Regions from separate parts of the Homo sapiens genome. Here regions 2, 3 and 4 are each linked to region 1. Evidence: read pairs that join two places in POLR2A ChIA-PET (ENCODE). Cell type or tissue: MCF 10A. All regions are shown on one strand. Links, peaks and the distances in the headings refer to the core of each region. The heading gives the core; the rest is flanking DNA. Region 1 holds the start of CDS1 (CDP-diacylglycerol synthase 1). Region 2 overlaps CDS1 (CDP-diacylglycerol synthase 1). Region 3 overlaps CDS1 (CDP-diacylglycerol synthase 1). Region 4 overlaps WDFY3 (WD repeat and FYVE domain containing 3).

Region 1 (3,251 bases), core at 314-2,813:
CAAACATTGTTACCTATAGAAGGGTGGTTTTTGGCACTGTGGAAAGAGCTAGACCTGTAAAGATGAATAAGCCAGTTTCTGCTGTCTGGACTCAGTCTATTCACTCAACTAGTGGTAATAGCTATAATGAAGAAGATTGAAAGAAATTGCTCTCTTAGCTAAAACACAAGAAGGAGCAGAGCTTAAGGAAGGTGAGGTAAGTAGAACCTCACATTCTATTTTGGCAGTCTTTGCATTGGTCCCACTTTTCCTGGGTTGGGGAATACTGTTTCTTCTATCACGCACTACTGTCCTCTGTTGTTCCCCTCTGTCACTCCTCTCACTCTCTTTTTTCCTCCTGCAGCAAAGGGAAAAAGTCAAAGAGGCCATGAGAGGACTAGGCAAAGGGGAAACAGGAAGTTGTTCAGGTACCTTGTGTAGTAGGTCTCCTTTTCTTGGACCATGGGGGAAAGCAAAGGCTGGATTCTGATCGTCTAAGAGCTAAAAGGGACCACAGAGGCCATCCTTACTATCCGTTTACAGCTGAGGACACTGAGGGTTAATAACTTACCAAGGCCATGCAATTAGTGGCATTGGCAGCACTAGAACTCAGGCTTCTTGACTTCCAGAGAGTTAGAATGGAGCACTTCTAATCCTTTATGCAGGGTAGGGTAGTAGCCAGAGATGGAAACCCTACTACTGGCTTCAGCCATTATTCTGATTATCTTCTTCACTATCAAGCACTCCTTCATTTCCGATCCTCCAAACAATTGGACAATTTATTAATGTAGTCACCCCATAGTTCTCTGTTCAGTAGGGACTTATTTTCAAATCTTCTCTGTCATTTCAGTTATCCACCCCATAAGGAACAAATTATGGTTTCTCGACATCCTTTTGAAAACGTGCAACCCAAACTAACCGCACAGCTTCAAAGATCTGTTTGGTGAGGTAAAATGATGTCTTTGTGTTCTGCTTTTCAATGCATCCTAATTTGACTTTTGGTTTTGCTCATTTGTTAGTAAATTTTCAACACTTTACTTACTTTTACCGTGTCAGTAAAGACCTTGAGGAATTTACATAGTTGATCTATTTCTATAAGGGTGCTCTCCTGAACCTTGTCCTGTGTGAAGGCCCGCCTTTTTTCTTTTTTCTCTTTGTTTCTCTCTTTTTTTCATTTGTTAGCTTGTCAGTAATGACCGGGTGGCGGATACATGTCAAGAAAACTAATCACCTTCTAACAGGATTAAGACTAGAATTAATGCAGATCTTGTGCCCTTCCTGTTCCCGCTTTGGCAGCCCAAGGTCCACCACTGCTCAGAGACTAGCTGGAGGGCAACGGCGTCCCATAGCATCTCACACTGTGTTGGGATCCTAGGTGGTGACCTTTGTGAGATTCAGTACTGAGTTTCTGGGAGACGGCGCTGCGGTTGTGATCGGAATTGTTGGCCGACGCACCTCTGGACGCCCAGTGAGGCAAAAGCATCTCCTGTTTTCAAGGTGATGACACTGGGCTGGAATGCCGCGGGGCCAACCAGTCCGTCCTGCCAGACAAGTTTCTGGTCCAGTGAGCCTCCGACCCGCCGCGCGTGTCAAGCTGACAAGGCCGGGGAGGCGTTTGAAGCAGCAGTGTTGAGCGCTGTTAACATTTAGCGGGCGTCTTTGAGTAGCTCCTCCAGCCCTCGCAGCGGCCCAGGGACTAGCCTGCAAGTTCTCAACGCTCACTTCCAGCCCGCGCTGGCCCCGCCTCCGCCTCCCAGCTCCTCAGCCTCCTCCCGCCCCACCGCTCCCACCTTTTCTCAGGCCCCCACCTGCCAGCACGCAGAGGCGGGGGCGGGGTCGCGGGCCGGGCTCCTGACGTCACCTCACGGGGAGGCGGGGCTGTGGGAACCGCAGTGCAGCGCAGAGGGGCGGGGCCTGCGGCGCGAGACCTGGTGCGGGAGGCCCGGGCAGGGAGAAGTGTGCGGGGCCGGGACAAGCCGGCTCCGAGTCCGGCTCCGGGGGGCGGGGCGGGAGGGGCCTGCGCGGCGGCGGGAGCCCAGAGCCGCGCTAAAGCGGGTCAAGCGTCCTCCTTTTCTCCCCGCCCCTTCTCCTCCTCCTACCTGGGCCTCTGCGTGGAGACGCGCACCTGGCAACCGGAGGCCGCGTCTCCGCCTTCTCTGCTCGCGCCTGGCGCCCGGAGCCTGCCCGGGACCTCCGCCGGAGCCGCGCTCGCTGCAGGCGGCCTCGAGCGCTCTCTCGTTGATGCCGTTTTGGAGGTGACCGGCGCGGCGGCCGCTCTATGGTGGGGCCGCGTTAGTGGCTGCGGCTCCGCGGGACTCCAGGGCGCGGCTGCGAGGTGGCGGGGCGCCCCGCCTGCAGAACCCTGCTTGCAGCTCAGGTTTCGGGGTGCTTGAGGAGGCCGCCACGGCAGCGCGGGAGCGGAAGATGTTGGAGCTGAGGCACCGGGGAAGCTGCCCCGGCCCCAGGGAAGCGGTGTCGCCGCCACACCGCGAGGGAGAGGCGGCCGGCGGCGACCACGAAACCGAGAGCACCAGCGACAAAGTAAGTGGAGCCGAGAGAGGCGGACGCCGCGCCCTGGCTGGGTCCTGGTTGGAAGCGGGACACTTGAGAGCAAGGGTGGGGCCCGTCCAGCGTCAGGTGAGGCTGCACGCTGCCGGTGCACCTTCCTCCCTGCCTGGCACTGCTTCCTCCTTCTCCAGAGGGGGTCGGGACCCGGGATCCCAGTGGCGGTGAGGTTCCCAGGATGACCGCGGCCGCTGCCCGGGAGAAATGGGCCACTCAACCCGGCTTACAGTTTAGCTTCATCCTCTTCCGGTCCCTTCTTCAGGATCTGGGGCCGACGCTGGAATCAGGAGGGAACCTGTCCTCCTAGGGGCTGCAGTGCAGTTAGTAGCTGCCACCTCACCTCTCTTTTCAGTAGAGGGAACAAAGTTAGTAAGGACTAGAGACGTGCCACCGTCGGCTGTATCATTTCATCGGATCCTGACGCGGGAGGCTTGGCTTCTCGCGCTGCCCCATATGCACTTACATTTTCTCCATCCTTTTTCAGTATGATAGATTTTGGAGGTTTTAGAGTATCATGCACGTGACATAATAGTAATCTTCCAGCTTCTTTTGAGTACACGACAGACAGTGCAATTCTTCTGTCTACCAGTAGATTTCATATAACCCGACGTTAATTCATGAAGACTTTTCACTTCCTTTTCTATAGATTACTCTTCTTTCACATTTAAGAATAAGTAGATGCGATATTACTATCTGTTTAAAGCTAG
Region 2 (3,251 bases), core at 209-2,708, 53 kb after region 1:
TTTTATTTTATATGACTCTAACTTGTACATTTTGACCAAAAGTCATGGTAGAAATTTGGGTTTCAAATCGCTGTTGCTTCTTCAGCTGCACTGATCAGTTGTGTTCACTAATTTTTGTATTGTTGGGCTATTAACAGTTCGCATGGACTCATGTCACTTTACTGATAACTGTCACTCAGTCACACCTTGTCATCCAAAATCTGTTTGAAGGCATGATATGGTAAGGCAACAGAATTATGCTGCTTTATAAGTATGTCATAGCACTTTTATAGTTCTTTAACGTTGGATAGTGTCTTACAGATTTCTACTAAAATGTACTGTTTGTTGTTCTTATATTCCATTAAACTATCTTACTGAGTTTTGCTTACTCTTTGACAACTAAAGACAAAATGCTTCATTAACAACTGGATACCATTCTTATTCAAGTTCCAAATATAGGAAGTTCCCATAAAAGACCCAAAAAATTAATTACATTTTCAGGTGTTAATAAATCCTAGTGTAACTTTTCACAAAAGACAGACTTTAAATATAATATTTATTAAGATATTATTTACATAGAATGCAAAAAAATATAAAACTTTGCCTACTAGTAACTACTGTGAAGAAATGCATGTTTTTCTAGGTGAAAGTTGGGTAGGTTTTCTACTTTGCTCCTGTGTAGGAGTGGGTTTCCAGATTGTAGAAGTTAATTGCTCTATGGCAGTGGCTTGCATATTCAGAAAGCATTTTTGTTAGGTAAAAATTATAAAACTTATTACTTAAAAATTAGTTGGAATGGAGAAAAAGCTTAAGATTAAAAAAAAATCTGACTGTATTTTTCCCCCACTCATTTAAAACTCATTAATTAAAATCTTTTACAGTTGATGGGTTTTGTCAAGATAAATTGTATTCCCTTGACAGCTTTATGTCTTTTTACCAAGGGTGTGGTTGTGTCTTTGTGTGTGTGTGTCTCTGTGTGTATGTGCGTGTGTAAAGTAATTGGAATCATTTTAAGATTGTCTTTCATGTATTGTACAGACTTTTCATTGATGGGGCAGTTACTGAAGTAAGTAGGTTCTGTACATTCAGTAGGGTTTACTGAAATCATAAGCTAAGATAGAATTAAAATTAATAATTGAGAATATGTATTAAGAGCTTGATATAAATTTATCAGATTATGTTCTGTCTAAAGAAATGACTCATTTTCATATTAAAAGGCTGGTTTTCTTAAGATTAGCTTTCAGTCTGCCTTTTATTTTTTATTGTAACATGTTCCTCATAAAACTAAAATGAAAACATCCATAACTGTAGAAATCAATAATTTAATATTTTCCTAGCATGCTAGTTTATTTTTAGATTTTGCTCTGTTTAAATTGGTAAGTGGGCAAATTTGGTTGATATTTATCATTTCTACTGTTTTGGCAAGTGTTATGTTCTGGGTAGGCTGCAGTGCAATCCAAAGGGTTATTCTGATGGTTCATTATGAATCATAACCTTTCCGAATATCTGCCACTTACTCAGGTGAACTTTTTTCTGCTGACTTTTTTTTTTTTTTTTAAAAACAGGTTCCTTGTTCCAATATCAAGTGTTATCTGCAATGACATAACTGCTTACCTTTTTGGATTTTTTTTTGGGAGAACTCCATTAATTAAGGTAATGGAAAAATTTTATAAGCAAGCCACTATGTAACCTTAAAGATTAGCCACTGGAGAACATTTCCAACAACTGTGCTGTTGTGCATTTTTTATTTTTGAGGTGCTTTGATTTTCCTTAGCTGCATGGTGCAGAAGCAGCAAACCATATTTCTCAGTACTTCCATCTGGGTTCTTCATCAGCTCTTCTGTTGGCTCCTCAGGAAGGGCATGACTCCATCAGTCTGCCTGCCTGCCTGCCTGCCTGCCTGCCTGCCTGCCTGCCTGCCTGCCTGCCTTCCTTCCTTCCTTCCTTCCTTCCTTCCTTCCTTCCTTCCTTCCTTCCTTCCTTCCTTCCTTCCCTCCTTCCCTCCCTCCCTCCCTCCCTCCCTTTTCATCTTCATTTTATCTTTATGTGGTTTCTTTTCTTTCCTTTTTTTTTTTGAAGATGGGGTCTTGCTTTGCCACCCAGGCTGGAGTACAGTGGTGCTACCATGGCTCACTGCAGCTTCCACCTCCCAGGCTCTAGCAATCTTCCCACCTCAGCCTCCCGAGTAGCTGGGGCTTCAGGTGCATGCCACCACACCCGGCTAATTTTTGTATTTTTGGTAGAGACAGAGTCTTGCCATGTTGTTCAGGCTTGTCCCAAACTCCTAGGCTCAAGCAGTCTGCCCATTTCAGCCTCCCAAAGTACTGGGATTAAAGGCGTGAGCCACCGCCCCTGGGCTCTGTGGTTTTTTCTCTCGGCCATTGGTGCAGTTCTTCTTTATCCTCCTTTCCAGCAAGCCTATACACAAGCCTTTTCCTTGACTCTCCTCTCCCTTCAACCTGTCGCCTTACCTGTCCCCTCCTTTACCAAACTTTCTCAAAGAAGAGATTATATAATACACCTTCACATCCTCATATCCATTTGTGTGACTTTTCATATCCAAACTCATACCAAAAGAAGATTTTGGGGCCCTACAATAAAATACTAATAAAATACAAGTAATAATGAAAGGGAAAGGAAAATACACATGAGTAGACCATGTTGTTTTGCTATAGAATTGGTTCTATTTATGGGCAATGGTAAAGAAGGAAATGAACTAAATTACATAGTTCTCATTTGGGAGAAGAAATAAACTAATTCTTCATGGAAATCAAATCATTTTCTAGAACTGATTTCTTCTAAAAGAGCTCTTCTTTATTTTTGTTTAGTTTTTATTCGTTTTTGGAGACAAAGTCTCGCCCTGTCACCCAGTCTGTAGTGCAGTGGCGCAATCTGGGTTCACTGCAACCTCCGCCTCCTGGGTTCAAGTGATTCTCCTGCCTCAGCCTCCCAAGTATCTGGGATTACAGGCGGCTGCCACCATGCCTGGTTAATTTTAGTATTTTTAGTAGAGACAGGGTTTCACCATGTTGGCCAGGCTGGTCTAGAACTCCTGACCTCGAATGATCTACCTACCTCGGCCTCTGAAAGTGCTGGGATTACAGGCGTGAGCCACCACACCCGGCCTAAAAGAGCTTTTCATGTTGGAGTTTCAGATAAGATTCACACATTTCACATTATTGGGCAAAGTTTTTAATAATGTTCTCACAGACATATTATTACCTGGCTGTTTTGATATTGTTATATGAATGCAGTTTTGGAAGGACTGAGAC
Region 3 (3,251 bases), core at 410-2,909, 56 kb after region 1:
ACTGCTATAAAGAAATGCCAGAGCTTTAATTGGCTTATGGTTCTGCAAGCTGTACAGGAAGCATGGCTGGGGAGGCCTCAGGAAACTTATGATCTTGGCGGAAGGGGAAGCAGGCACATCTTATATGGTCAGAGCAGGAGGAAGAGGGAGAGTGAGGAGGTGCCACAGACTTTTCAACAACCAGATATCATGAGAACTCATGGGACAGCAATAGGGGGATGGTGCTTAACCATTAGAAACCCCCTCCCTGACCCAGTCACTTCCCACCAGGCCCCACCTCCGACACTGAGGATTACAAGTGGACGTGACATTTGGGTGGAGACACAGATCCAAACCATATCAGAAGCCTTCAAAAAGGCTGTTATAGCTGTGGAAGAATATTAGCAACTGATTTTGAACACAGCCTTCTAGTGAATTTATCAGGCTGGATTAATTGTATAATATACTTAGATAATTGAACAGTTAACCCCTAAATCGATATGATATGCATCAATTTAATTTGATAAGCTATCTTTACAATAATCAGCAGGCACTTTTGAATTTGAGTCTGCTCCTACTTCATGGCAGTGATAGTGAATTACCCTAGGAGAAGGTGTGTCTGTCCCTTCTCTGTGGCAGAATTGTTATCAGATTTGTCAAGAAACCATTTCTGCCAACTGTTTTGGTTTGGGGCTTTATGAATATCAGGACAAGAAGTCTATGAAGAGCTCCTATAGGTTAACCCATAACCCATTTTAATACTTCAGAGACTTTATTCTGATATTTGGTTTCTGTCCCTCATTAATGACCTGATGACCAAATCCTCCCACACATCACAGTCTTTATCTCCCCTGAGCAACAACTTTCACTTTTTGCTCCTGAATCTTTTCCTCCTGCCCCAACACCACTAACTTCTAGATTTTTTTCCAGATTTCTTTCCATGAATGGTCCATTGACTGGGCAGCAATAGCCTGAATCCAACACAAACAATATCTCTTCTTTGAAGTGCAGCATGTTCCTTTCTTCTTGGAAATGGACATAGATTGTGAAAAAAGAGAGGATATGTCAATACTTGAGCAAATACAGTATCTGGGGCTCTGGAGTATTTTGCCATATCAGAAGGAAGTCTGTGTGTATATAGCATATTAGGAATATGTGAAAATTATATGTGCTAAAATGTCCATGTTTTGTTGTACTGATTCTATTTTTGGCCAATAGCAGGTCAATACTGACTGTGTGTACTTGGAATGAATACGTCTCATTCTTATTCCAAGAACTTACACCAACTATTATCAGGTTTTATATTAGCATAAGAGTCATGGGACAGTTATTTTAGTATAGAGTTTATACTCTTTTGAGAGACAGAACAAATTTAGACCATTTAACATGAACAAACACATATTCACAGCATTTCAAATATTTGAGGGCCTACTATGTGTTTAAATATTATTAGAGAGATTTTCACTAGTAAATCAAGATCAGAGAAAAGGAAAAAGGGTTTTGAACTATTCCAATAAGAGAAAAAGTAAGGAGAGATGTACAAGTTATTGAGGAAATAGTTTATATATATATATATATATATATTGTGAGTTTTGTGAGTGCAGTAAAGCTTTTTAATTTTATTTGCCCTTTTTTAGTTGTCTCCTAAAAAGACTTGGGAAGGATTCATTGGTGGTTTCTTTTCCACAGTTGTGTTTGGATTCATTGTGAGTATTACTAAGATTTTTATTTTGTATACATTTCGAAATATGATACCAAGCTTACTGGTCTAATTTTAAACCTAGAAAAATTAAACCACAAAATGCTAATAATATATTTATTGAAACCTACTGAAAAGAACCAGTTCTGTACCTCAGCAGCCCTTATCCTGGCTACATATAGAATCACCTGAGAAGCTTAAACAAAATCTATGTCTCAGCCTTATCCCAGGCCAGTTAACACCCCCAGGTAATTCTAATGGCCATCCATGCTGTCTTGCTGACTTGCTGACTTACTGTTGTGCTGTTGTGTTTGGTAGTTTCTAACAGCTATTCTGCCTTAGGCGGGGCACAAGTACTGGGACAGGTGGTGGCCTTGTGTAATAGCAGAGGATGCAAATACTATTGAAAAGCTCTGCCTTCTTAAACACATGGTGGCCACTTGGCTCAGTGGGTGGTTACTGTTGTGGGCCCAACTTGCAGAAACAGTCTAACTATAAACTATTAATGTTTGCTTTTAGCATGTTAAATAGCTATTTTTCATGTTTTACAAATTAGTTTACAGTTATAGGATTTAGATTTTTATTAAAAGGTGTCTAGTGAGAATGAGAGTATAGTACCATAGCTGGATATAAGATAAATGTACAAAAAAGTACTGTCAGGAAGCTTTACTTTTCCTAGTTTCTGACAGTTGTGGTTACATTCTGTATCCAAATCTAGAGTACCTAGTAACAACATGAAGCCTGGAGAGAGTGAATATACAAATAAATGGAAATATGCCATGATCCTGGAAACCACCAGAATTCCTCTATTTAATTTATAAATTTAGTTCATTTGCAATGAAAATTTTAATAAAATGTGATAAAATTATTCCAGTGTTTTTGTGGTAGAATATTGATGAGATAATAATGGACAGATAGAAGAATGCAAAAGGATCCAATCTCATCCAATGTTTTTACATTACAAAGCGAGAATAATTAAACATTATGAAGCTAAATAGTGTAAGAATTTGTTATTATCAAAGACTAACTTGAAAATACCACAGGAATAGCCATATCATTGGAAGAAAAGTAGGAGCTACCCCATAAGCATGTAATGCATGACAAAATAATGAGGAAGGAAATTCCACATCTATATGAAATTATATATATATAATATATATAATAATATGTAATATATATAATATATATTTTATATATATAAAATAAACTGGTTGTTTGGAAGCAAAATCAGTTTATATTCATTCCTAGTGTCTTGAATTTCTATTACTCATTCTCGAGCAGAATAATAGGGTGAATGGCTGCAAGAAAAGGAGAATAAGCTGTTGTCTAGCAATTTAAATTTATAACAGGATATCTTATTTTATGTATCTTATTTCCAAGGCTGTGGACAGCTAGTTTTAAAAATTGCAATGGTGTGGCCAGGGAAAGAATAATTTAGTCAAAGTTTTCTGGGTTGGCTAAGAACAATGGTGTTTTTAACCTGTACTATTTTGTACTATTTTATTGTAATTTTGAATTACTGGTTAATTATTAACTGATGAAATTAATAGAAGCTTGTGTGCAGTATACTTCA
Region 4 (3,251 bases), core at 432-2,931, 110 kb after region 1:
TTAAATTATAGCTTTACTGCTACATGTGACTTTAGACTTGTGTCTTGACCACTCTAACCTGTGTCTTTTTCAGGGGTAAAATGGGGCTAATAACTACCTTGTAGAATTGTGTCGACTAGAGTTTTGTATTTGTAGAATACTCAACACAGTCCCCTGAAATAGAGGTGCTCAATAATTGATAAGTGGTATTGTTACATTATTTTTCAAATTTATATCATTAAAAATACTTAGATATATGCTCCTTATTTAAAAAATACCTTATGGTAAGTTCTCTCACAGATCAAATATTAAGAAATGGCTTAATTATAAAAGGACTCTTGCTTTAAGTAAAAATTAATAATAGAATCATGTATGTAATAGACAATCAGAAATACTCGTTAATTAAATCATCAAGGGCTCTACTGAATATATTCATGAGTTTGGCATATCCTTAAGTATATGACAAATGAGAAAAGAGAGAAACAAAAAATAAAGAATTTAGTGGCAGATAAATGGAAATCACCCTGGAAGGAAATTAATATGAGTCAATAGCAAACATAATTCAGTTTGCAAAAATTCAATTTAGACTTTTGCATTTATATTACTTAAATACACTGAAATATATGTTACCTAAAGATAACTTTCTTCAGATTTTAACAAAGGGACCGGCTTAGATCATTGTTAGAAACAACCTATTCTGATTTCCTTTTTTTTTCAAAAAAGTATTTCTAGCAACAGAACGTCACTTTGGTTTTGTCCATTAGATCTGAAGTACCTCAGAATTAAGGAAGCTTTTTACTTCCTACAGGGTGTAGGCACAGGAGATGGACTATGTCCTTCTTGGCATTTTCTATGTTCTCTCTTACCTGTTTGAGGGTGACGGTCTTGGCCTTTTCTTTGGAGGTGCCCATCTCCCACACACACACAACCGTGCTTGTTCCACCCGTGATGACCAGCTTGGGGTTGGGGCAGATTGCACAGAGAATCTGGCCCCACTCAGACAAGCATTCATAAACAGTCATGGCCTATAAAGTAAAACGGATGTGAGACACACATGCCGTTAAGTACTATACAAACTTCTGAAACTCAAGGAGCAGAATTGAGTGAAGGTGCAGGCACCTCACCAGCAAATAGCGGCTCATGTTCTGAGCTAGCTTTAGTTCAGAAGCATATCCACTGAATCTCTACCCTGAACTACCCCTACCGCCTCCAAACTATTGTTGCTGCTGAAAGCCATAACCAAAAAGGACTTTGCTCATAATGGGGGTCTCTGGTTTCTCCAGATTGGGAAAGTGATGCTCAAATTGTGTGATCTATGGAAGGTGCAGGGGACAATGTGGCAAAAGGATGCATTTGCTGTAGACAGAATGTGAAAAGAGAGCACGACTGCTGCTAAGGAGAACATCAACAAAATGGAATCGTGTTACAAAGCAACATAACAGACTATGCAGATTCTTTTCGTCTTGCATTTGGGAAGGGACTGTTGGAGGGCAAACACAGGGCACTAAAGGATCACTATGGATTGTCTCTCCAAGAGGTACTTATGGGACCCAAAACAGTTGCTGTTGCTTCTTGTGGGATGGAGCAACAGGTTTTCTGCCAGCTTGTTTGGAGCACTAAAATGAAAAGTGGGGCAGATGGTGACTCATCAAAAGGAGGCTATTCTGGTTGACAGAAATGCTGAGCTCCTTGCTGGCTAGGATCTCTCGGAGGAATTCTTTGAGTGAGAAGGAAACTGCTAGCCCCTGTTACACAACTTTGCAAAAGAGGCTTGTTCTGCAGGGAACATGACATCTCTATGAGCTCCTTTATCCTGCTCTCATTCAGTGAAGCTCTCCTTTCCCCAAATAGGAAAGCTCACTTTTCTTTTGGGCTTTGGAGGAACAGCTGACAAGCCCTTGGACTGGGTTCTCCCCAACCCTATTAGTCATATAGGATAGCCAGACCACAAAAGAGCAATATTAAATGAGTAGGCAGGAAATAATGCAAACCTTGTCTGACTCATAGGTTCCCAGTCTGCAACTGAGGTCTGCATAGCCCCAAGCAAAAGTTTTATTCCAGGTTGGTGGGATAAGAACCTTATTCTGTTCCACCGCAAGAATACCTTTATCTGTACATACGATTTGTCCTACAGGTTCTTTGAGTTCTAGAAAAAAGAAATCATGGTATTAGGACAGGAACAGGAAAAACTAATGTCATTATCTCATAGAGCATGATAATTTCAAATATTCATATAAATCAAGCATCCTGATACCTACGTTGAGAAAAAATGATCTCTGAAATAGAGCTGGGCTTTTGAATCTCCTACAAGACCTGCTGGGTGGAATGTTCAACCTAACAGGGCCTCTGCAGGACTTTCCTCCAGCTTTCCTATTTCTGGGCACTCTCTGGTTTGGGTACTACCATTCAGGTTTGCCTCCCTAGGGTTGTACAGAGTAATCTGGGATGCTCCCCAGAATGTCATAGGGACACAGATTATCAACAAACCTATGTCTTTAGTACCTCCCAAGTTATAGCCAGACCTTAGACTTCCTCAAGGAAGGTCATGTCATTCCCCAGAGGAACGGACTCCTTGCTCCACACCAGCACTCTGATGACCATATTACTACTCCAGAAGAATCGCCAACAGTGACTGACGCTGGCACAGAGCAGAGTCTGTGTAATGAGGACAAATGGCATAGAATGGCACACAAGTTAACCAGATTTTGTTCCAATTCTTGGATATTTTTAAGCGACAACTTCAAGATTTTGCAGAACTTTTTTTTTTTCATTCTAAGGGGAAAAAACCTACTTGAAAAAATATTTTTAGATATCCCATTATACCATTAGATAAAACACAGATGTCTTTTCATTGGCATACTAAAAATGTGTTCTTTTACTAATATATCGGATAGGCAGAATATATTTAAATGAGAATGAAATTATGAAGACAAATTTTTTTTATCTATAAAGTTGAATTTACAAGGTTTTGGTATTTTAGAGCTTTGATTATCTTAAAGAGGAGAGAGAAGACTGTTTGGTTCTTTCTGATATGAAGTCCAACAAGCCAAAAAAAGAAAACAGAGAAAAAAAAGCAAAAAGAGAAAATATAAATACTAGTAGGTATTTAGTAATCTAACACAAAATGTATGGCACTTATTAAACAAATTATGCTATCGTCAAAAAGCAAATTTGTTATTGTTAAACTGGGATTATTAACAATCCCATTAAATCATTAATCAAAAGTTTATTTCTCATTATTTTACCTTTTACAGGTGTTAGAGAAGGCCTCA

The links. Peaks named below come from ENCODE experiments on the same cell type or tissue, not always from the same donor. Only the 100,000 strongest peaks of a DNase experiment are listed, where the experiment ranks them.
Region 2: POLR2A ChIA-PET joins it to region 1 with 35 read pairs; 3 of 35 experiments call an interaction of 5 or more read pairs at or near these places.
Region 3: POLR2A ChIA-PET joins it to region 1 with 28 read pairs; 3 of 35 experiments call an interaction of 5 or more read pairs at or near these places.
Region 4: POLR2A ChIA-PET joins it to region 1 with 25 read pairs; 3 of 35 experiments call an interaction of 5 or more read pairs at or near these places.

Annotation. Positions count from the first base shown.
Region 1 is chr4:84,580,999-84,584,249 of GRCh38, forward strand. It overlaps CDS1 (CDP-diacylglycerol synthase 1), which reads left to right and starts at 2,129. Exons shown (of 13, transcript NM_001263.4): 1 at 2,129-2,520. The coding sequence starts at 2,404. It overlaps LOC102723338 (a long non-coding RNA gene), which reads right to left and starts at 1,223. Exons shown (of 8, transcript XR_007058460.1): 1 at 551-1,223. RefSeq lists silencers at 1,736-1,945, 1,986-2,085 and an enhancer at 1,922-2,875. In MCF 10A, for the core only: no CTCF peak of the experiment used is centred there; a DNase peak (open chromatin) is centred at 1,793.
Region 2 is chr4:84,633,720-84,636,970 of GRCh38, forward strand. It overlaps CDS1 (CDP-diacylglycerol synthase 1), which reads left to right. Exons shown (of 13, transcript NM_001263.4): 7 at 138-220; 8 at 1,545-1,632. Among named protein-coding and RNA genes, the nearest start is that of CDS1, 52 kb to the left of the region's middle. In MCF 10A, for the core only: no CTCF peak of the experiment used is centred there; no DNase peak of the experiment used is centred there.
Region 3 is chr4:84,637,308-84,640,558 of GRCh38, forward strand. It overlaps CDS1 (CDP-diacylglycerol synthase 1), which reads left to right. Exons shown (of 13, transcript NM_001263.4): 9 at 1,617-1,685. Among named protein-coding and RNA genes, the nearest start is that of CDS1, 56 kb to the left of the region's middle. In MCF 10A, for the core only: no CTCF peak of the experiment used is centred there; no DNase peak of the experiment used is centred there.
Region 4 is chr4:84,689,661-84,692,911 of GRCh38, forward strand. WDFY3 (WD repeat and FYVE domain containing 3) reads right to left here. Exons shown (of 68, transcript NM_014991.6): 59 at 3,225-3,251; 60 at 1,971-2,125; 61 at 846-1,004. Among named protein-coding and RNA genes, the nearest start is that of WDFY3-AS1, 110 kb to the right of the region's middle. RefSeq lists an enhancer at 1,428-2,627. In MCF 10A, for the core only: no CTCF peak of the experiment used is centred there; DNase peaks (open chromatin) are centred at 1,661 and 1,911.